Regions from separate parts of the Homo sapiens genome. Here region 2 is linked to region 1. Evidence: chromatin loops called from intact Hi-C (ENCODE). Cell type or tissue: CD4-positive, alpha-beta T cell. All regions are shown on one strand. Region 1 overlaps LOC107984578 (a long non-coding RNA gene). Region 2 has its middle 7.5 kb from the start of COG3.

Region 1 (4,000 bases):
CTTCAACACAGTTCCTGGATCACTGAAAATGTTCAATAAATGTCAACTACTATTTTTTCTCAATGATAATTCAAAAGTTGATTGTATAAAGGTAGTACCATACTCATTACTGTTACATATTACTGATTTGTGACATATAACTGATTTGTTGCTAAATCACTCTAAAATGGTTCTTGTGCTCTTTATATACATACACACATATACATACATATATATATATATAATGTAAACAAAGTCATTTTACATTCAAGCATGTATAGTTTGTTTAGTTAGTTAGAAATCAATGCTAGCATTTTCAGTCTATGTGACCAGTAGTGCTGATGTGGATGGCCTCTTGTCCACCCAAAATACATAGGAATGCCAGATAAAATATGTAGCTGAGATGAACAGAAAAGGAAATCCCTGATGTTGGGAGAAGAAAAAGAACTTAATGTCAGCGAAGTGAGCTGGAGATGAAGTCCTGGTGGTCCACGGGGGGTCTGATTTTTAGGGGTGGGGAACTGGGATTGTCCTACCTACATGGGAAGTGGAGATGAACTCCCTAGTCTGCAGCAAGCAGAGAACTGAAATAAAACAGCCTGCATAAATCTGAGAGCCTCAAAATTGAGACCCTTTCTCTGAAACAGGGACTAGAGAATCCATTCTCTAGCCCACAGCATATCAAGGAAGCTGACCATAGGCTAGGCAAACAATATATTAATACTGGACAAAGTAGACTCTAATAGGCTTATTTTTTAAGGATACAAAGAAATGATTCATCAAGGTGATGTGCCAGCATATGACTGTCTGCACTTAACTGCATAACTTCTAAATACCAGAAACAACAATGGACAAAATGACAAGGAGCTATTGATAAATCTACCTCTAAAATGAGAACCTTTTTTTAAAAAAAGCACGTCTCTTAGAAAATAAAAGCTCAAGCAAGCAAAAGATTCCTAAGGATATGGGAGATTTCAATAAACCAAGTAATACACTTGATCTGATCGATATATAGATCCCTGTATCCAATAAATAAAGAACACACATTCCCCTTCAGTATACTTGAAATATTTACCAAGATGGGCCACAAAGGAAATCTTAAAAAATTCTAAAGGGGCGCTTAGTAGATATTCCAGTTTGACTAGAGAAGAAGTTGGGTAGGTCAGGCTAGGAATGTAAGTCTGAGAGGATCTTAAATATTAGGATATTGACAGGCAGTGGAGAGCTACTGGAAGATTTAGAGCAGGAAAGCTACAGGATCTGCATTAAGAGATGAATCTGGAATTGAGGCCAAGTTATTCTCTTAATTTTCAAGGGCGAATGAGGAAAGATCCAGCTCTGACAGAATAATGAGTTGTGCAAAGTGAAGGCCAAATGACATCACCGGAGATAGCAGTAGTTCAAAGAAAGCAAAGCAGAGGAATTGAACTGCTGCAAAATGCACGGTAGGTAACAGGGCAGTGAACGCAGACCACCCTGGGCCTCGGGGGTCAGCACCAGGTTCACAGGGCAAAGCATGAATTTAATTCCAGAAAGTCACTACTAACCTCATTAGAAATCTTAGTGTGATTTTCCTGTGTGTTTTGAACTTAATTTTAAGCTTATTTGGATTTATAGTTATGATCTAACTGCACTAGCAGCTTACCCCAAGTTTGCTGTTTGCTTATGTAACAGAAATAGGTAAAGACAACTCTGGAAGTCTGGGATAGTTTTTTCATGTATGTATTCATGCTAGAGAAGTTCTAGTCTAGTTGATTCTCCTCACTCTACAGATATGGAAAATTAAGCACAGAAGGGTGACTAATCATTAATTATAGTAATAAAAATGATTAAATATTAGTACTAGCACTTTTAGAACGTATGCTGTGTGTTAGTCATTATACTAAGTACTCTCCATGCATTTCTTCATTTATGCCTCGCAACTAGGCTATGATGTAAGTGCTATTTACTTTTCCTGTCTGCTAATAAGGATACTGAGGCTTAGATAGATTAAGAAGACCATAAACCCAGGGACTAGATTTGGGACCCAGGCCTTTGTAACTCCACAGAATGAGCTCTTACCCACTTTGCTATCCCAACTTGACTTGGACACACAAGTTGCCACCCAATCAAATTTAGATTCAAGATCTCTTGACTTGTGGTCTAGTGTATTTCCTGTCTCACCTCAGGCCTCTATTCTCTACATTTCTTTGAGAGTACACAGCTAAAGCCACAGAGTAGTTTTAGATCTTATTGTAAGAAAAATGCTTAGTTAGGCTCATCTCCTATGTCAGAAGTTCAGAATAATTAATCATATTTCCGCTTTCTGACTTTTCAGAGTTCCTGGGATGTTTTAATTAGACACTTGACATATTTTTAATTTTCTCTATCACTTGTAGCACACACCAGGTGTTCAGGTTTTGGTCCAGATATTGGTTCAATAAGGATTTATTGGATGCATTAATGAAAATCTAGAACCTCCAAATCTAGAACCTCCTTACTTATGGACATGTTAAATTTCAGAAGGCTATTTTCCAATACATTTGTGTATAAATCCTTAGTGACTAAAACAGATTAAGGAGTATTTCTTAGAGGTCCCCAGAAGCATTTCCACTAAAGATGGGTATAAAAGTTAGTCCTGTGAAACTTTAAAATCAGGTCTGTTTTCCGCCTTTGAGATCATATAAAATCTATCAGACATTCTTTCTATTAATATAATTGATTGTTTTGGTCTACATCAAAAATCTATTGAGGCAGTTAACCCTCCTCTTGAATGACATCTGCAACTGTTTTAGGTTACGCTTTAAGGTGCTCACTTGATAAACCACAATATTAAATCAACTCTCCACTTACTCAATACCTACACCAGTGGAACTGAACAGGGTGGGAGAAAGCCCACTTGGAATGCCCTTATTTTAAATTCATAATCACCTACTTTTTTTTTTTTTTTTTTTTTTGAGATGGAGTCTCGCTCTGTCACCCAGCCTGGAGTACAGTGGCACGATCTCGGCTCACTGCAAGCTCCGCCTCCCGGGTTCAAGCGATTCTCCTGCCTCAGCCTCCTGAGTAGCTGGGATTACAGGTGCCCGCCACGACGCCCAGCTAATTTTTGTATTTTTAGTAGAGACAGGGTTTCACCATATTAGGCTGGTCTCGAACTCCTGACCTCAGGCGATCCACTCACCTTGGCCTCCCAAAGTGCTGGGATTACAGGCGTGAGCCACCGTGCCCGGCCAGTCAACTACTTTTTAATTACAAAGGGAAAAATAGTAACTTTACAGTGGGGGGGCCCCTGCAGACATCATGTACCCCACAATATGATGTGCTGAGAGAGAACAACATCACTAATGTGTTACTCTTGCCAAAAATACATACCTGAATTAAATTGTGAGGAAACAGACAAGCCCACACTGAGGGACAGTCTATGATGGACTTTTTCGAAAGTGTCACGATGATGAAAGACAGATTGAAGAACTGTCCCAGATTAATGGAGGCTAAGGAGATATCACAACTAAATGGAATGTGAGATCTGGATTGGATCCTAGTCCAGAAAAAGGATACTTACTAATAGGATAATCTATCAAAGTTGAAAAAGGTCTGTAGTTTAGTTAATAATGGTGGATCAATGATAATTTCCCAATATTGATAATTATACTATGGTACTGTATTAATGTTAAGATGCTAATATTTGGGAAAGTTGGGTGAAGGGTATATGGGAATTCTTTTAACTATTTTTCCACCTTTTTTATAATTCTGAAATTATTTCAAAATTAAAAGTTAATTAAAAGAAAAATATTTTTAAACTGATCATCACTAGCCTTGAATATTACTCAGCCATTATACCATCTTCCCCAAAGCATTCATTCTTCCAAACTCCTAAACAATATTTCAGACACTCTCCTTTCACTACAGCCCTTGTGTAGCTCCTTCCCCAGCCTCACTCATTGTGAAAATAGGGGCAATTAGAAGAATTTCCCCAGGTGCACCTCCCAGCACCTGCGACCCTTTACTGTGCTTTCTCTCCTGCCCTTGTGGATAAGCT
Region 2 (4,000 bases), 750 kb after region 1:
TAGGGACAAGACTGTGAAAGCCTGGGTGCCATGATAAGAAGTTTGGCCTCTGTGCTGAGGAGATCGGGCAGTAAGGACATTGCCCATTGGCCATTTAGAAAAGTCCTGGAGAGTGTGGCACATGCATTGACCAGAAGCCAATCCAGAAGTGGGAACAGAGAGTATAGAGGCTGTTTCAGTCATCTGGACAGCCTGAATTAGGAGTGTTGGTGGACATGGAGAGAGGAGAGTGAAAGGAGGAGATATCAAAAAGATAAAGCCCACCGGGATTGAGGTGTAACTGAATGGACACGAAGGAGTCAGGATGTCTGGTTTGGACACATGGGTGTGTCCTTCACTGAGAGGGGAGCACAGAAGAAGATAGCTTGGCAGAGGGTGACGAGTCCAATGTTTGACATGAAGCATGCTGAGAGAATGTTTTCCACATACACACAGCTCCTTGTCTATTCTAATGAGCCAGACTTGAGTATCCACCACCTGAATGGAGGATTGTCACGGCAGACCCAACAAACAACCGTGTCACATGGACAGCTTTTGAGCTTTAAAAGCAGCCACTCAGTTGTAAAACAGGTATTGGAAAAATACACCTTCTATTTTTGTCCTACCTTAAGAAACTACGTGTTTTAGAGAAAAGAGGGAGTCTACAGAGGGGAGCAGGATGGTATCTTGCAGCAAGTGTTTTTGAGAAGGGGTTCTACCATCTGGGTGGTGGGGATGAGGGTGGTTCATGAATGTTCTGAGATCAGACAAAATATATCTCTTGCTTCCTAAGTATGGTGGTAGAGAATGAAAAAAGCCTAGAGTACTCCCAAGTCCTACTAGAGTAGCGCATGAACAATGGAGTAGGCACACGTGAGAAATTCTGTAGGCAGCTTCACAAAGACCCTTCACACAGACTCAAACATAGTGCAGGGAACGACAGATGCTACTGTATCTCCAAGGGTGGTAGAAGAGACCATGGAGCTAGAGTTGGGCCTGGAGAAGCCTGGAGTCCAGCAATTTGGGTACCATTACAAATGGCTAGATATCCCTCAGTTCTCAGCTTTAATGTCTTTCTCAGGGGCATCTACTCTGCAGTCTGGGTGAGGTCCAGCCTCCCATCATACACTGCTGGGGCCCTGTACTCCCCCTTGTCAAAGGATAATTTTCAGAGCATGGCTCTCATATACATGTGAAATGAAGGAAGCCCTGCATGGTGACACATGCCTGCAATCCCAGGTACTGGGGACGCTAAGACAAGAGGATTGCTTGATGCCAAGGAGTTCAAGACCAGCCTCGGCAACACAGCAAGACTCCATCACTAAAAATATTTTTTTTAAAAAAAGAAAGAAATCAAGAAGCAAACCAAACAAGGGAAGAAGACTATCAAAAATAGCCAGGCAGATTATAAAATAATCATATAAAACTACACAGTTGACCCTCAAACAACATAAGTTTCAACTGTGCATTTCCACTAATACACGGCTTCTTTTCAACCAGAAACGAATTGAAAATACAATATTCACAGGAGGCAAAGCCTGTGTATGCTGAGGGCCAACTTTTGGTATATGCAATTTCTGCAGGGCCAACTGCAGGACTTGAGTAAGCATGGATTTGACTATATGCATGTGACCCTGAAACCAATCTCCTTGCATATACCAATGTATAATTGTAATGATAAATTTATAGTTTTTTAAAAAATTGTATTTTTAAAACAATCCTTAAAACTGAAAAATATTATTATTGGAATTAAAATAGATAGGTAAATAGTTGAAGAGAGAATTACAGTAAGTTGGAAAATAGATATAGAGACATTTCTCCAAATACAGCATGAGACAAGAAGATGGAAAATAGGAGGTTTAGCAACATGGAGGAGAGAATTAACAGATTGTATTTGGTTAGGGTCCCATCAAGAAACAGAATTTATCTGAGATTGTTCAAATAAAGAGACTTAGTAAAGGAAATAATTACAGAGGTGTGGGGAGAGTTAAGGAGACCAATAATAGATGTTGAGGCACTGTATTAATCTGTTCTCACAATGCTATAAAGAACTACCTGAGACTGGGTAATTTATAAAGAAAAGAGGTTTAATTGGCCCATAGTTCTGCAGGCTGTACAGGAAGCATGGCTGGGGAGGCCTCAGGAAACTTACAATCATGGTAGAAGGTGAAGGGGAAGCAAGCACATCTTCATATGGCCAGCAGGAGAGAGCGAGAGAGCAAAAGGGAGTTGCTACACACTTTTAAACAACCAGATCTCGTGAGAACTCTACCACGAGACAGCACTAGGGGGATGGTGCTAAACCATTAAAAACTACCCCCATGATCCAGTCACCTCCCACCAGGCCCCATCTCCAACACTGGGGGATTACAATTCAACATAATATTTGGGTGGGGACATGGAACCAAGCCATATCAGGCACCTGGAGACTTAGCAACAGTGGGAAACCATTACCACCTGTAGGTTTGAAGAGACAAGGTTAGAAAATAGTGTTAGCAGAGCCCAATGAGAGTTGTAGCTGTGGGGGAACCACAGTTATCGCCAGGGACATGGCAGTGAAGCAGGGAAAGCATGAAAAAATACCATCTTCTCTCTCCACCTCCAATTTCCTGCTAGTGTTTTTCATTGGCTAAATGCAATTGGAAGCCAGAAAGTAAGGGAATCTGAGTAATGCAGTCTCTGAGTCATGCAAGAAGCCAGCATCCAAAAACATAGAGCAGGGCACAGAAGTTATAGATCTGAGGGCAAATGGAGATTAACCATCTTGTCCTTGATCATGGATTCAAGATTTCCAGTCCTGGAAGTACATACATACTGGCTGGAGTGCTAAACACTTGGAAGATTTTCTTTTCCAACTATTTTTCAGTGACACTCATGACTGGGGCTGTCACAGTGTGGCAGTTCATTTCTATCTGGTGCCTATATATTGTTCAGAACCATCAATAAATGACGCCTCAGTTTTTTCTTTCTCTGTTGACTGGCCATAGAGAAATGCCTATGATGCTACAGGTGTGGTCTGAGGGAAAGGCAGCAGTAGATATCTGAGCCTTGACTCATGCCTTCAGGAACTGTTTGAGCTTGACACTGTATATACCATACCACCTCCATTTGCTGACAGAGTGCTGTTTTTTTTTTTTTTTTGAGAATAAAGTATTGAGGAAATGAGATCTAGACAACTGGGTAATCTGCTGATCTGCATTCAATTTCTTTTTGGTGCCTAGTGAATTTCCTGTAAGTCTTAAAATTGGGTCATAAAGGATATCATAATGTATGATATCAATTTAGTGCATTAAGCTCTAATTTCTAATTAGAAACCATGAAAAGTTATTGTCTCAAAGTCGGCTGGGCCCCCGCCAGCAGTAAAGGAAGAAGAGATGGCGTAAAATAAACAGCCTAGCCAGATAAAATCGGGGCATCTGATGGTGTCCACATTGGTCGAATTCTCTGTTTTACGTTGTGATGACCAGAGACAATTGAATTCTCAGAGGCTTCATTTATTTAAACAATGAGAGGATGAGATAGAATGTTTGTTCAAATTAACTATGAATTACGTGGTAAACCTAGCCTTTCATTTTTACATAAAGGCCTGATACTGTGGTAGAAACCTACTCCAGAGAACTCTTTGAGAGGTAACTGGGTTGTTACACTTGGGCGTGAATGTATGGGTGCAGAAAGACTATATAGGCTGTGGGAGGCTGGATAATGGCCCCCAAAGATGCCCAGGTGCTAATGCCTGGAACCTGTGAGTGTTAACTCATATAGTGAAAGAAGCTTCACAGTTGAAATTAAGTAAAGGATCTTGAGATGAGGAGGTTATCCTGGATTACATGGGTAGGCCACAAATGTCATCACAAGAGTCCTTATAAGACACAGGCAGAGGGAGATTTGCCTGTAGAAAAGGAGATGACAGTGCGACAATGGAGGCCAAGATTAGAGCGACGTACTTTGAAGATGGAAGGAGCCACAGCCAAGGAATAGGGAAGTCACCAGCAGCTGAAAAAGGCAAAGAATGGCTTCTCCT

What was found. Peaks named below come from ENCODE experiments on the same cell type or tissue, not always from the same donor. Only the 100,000 strongest peaks of a DNase experiment are listed, where the experiment ranks them.
Region 2: it touches region 1 in a loop (6-fold over the local background); 2 of 110 quality-filtered maps call a loop at or near these places.

Annotation. Positions count from the first base shown.
Region 1 is chr13:46,200,525-46,204,524 of GRCh38, reverse strand. LOC107984578 (a long non-coding RNA gene) reads left to right here. Exons shown (of 4, transcript XR_001749863.3): 2 at 1,295-1,424. Among named protein-coding and RNA genes, the nearest start is that of LRRC63, 9.4 kb to the left of the region's middle. In CD4-positive, alpha-beta T cell, no CTCF peak of the experiment used is centred here; a DNase peak (open chromatin) is centred at 2,134; H3K27ac peaks cover 523 bases.
Region 2 is chr13:45,455,422-45,459,421 of GRCh38, reverse strand. No RefSeq gene overlaps it. Among named protein-coding and RNA genes, the nearest start is that of COG3, 7.5 kb to the left of the region's middle. In CD4-positive, alpha-beta T cell, no CTCF peak of the experiment used is centred here; no DNase peak of the experiment used is centred here.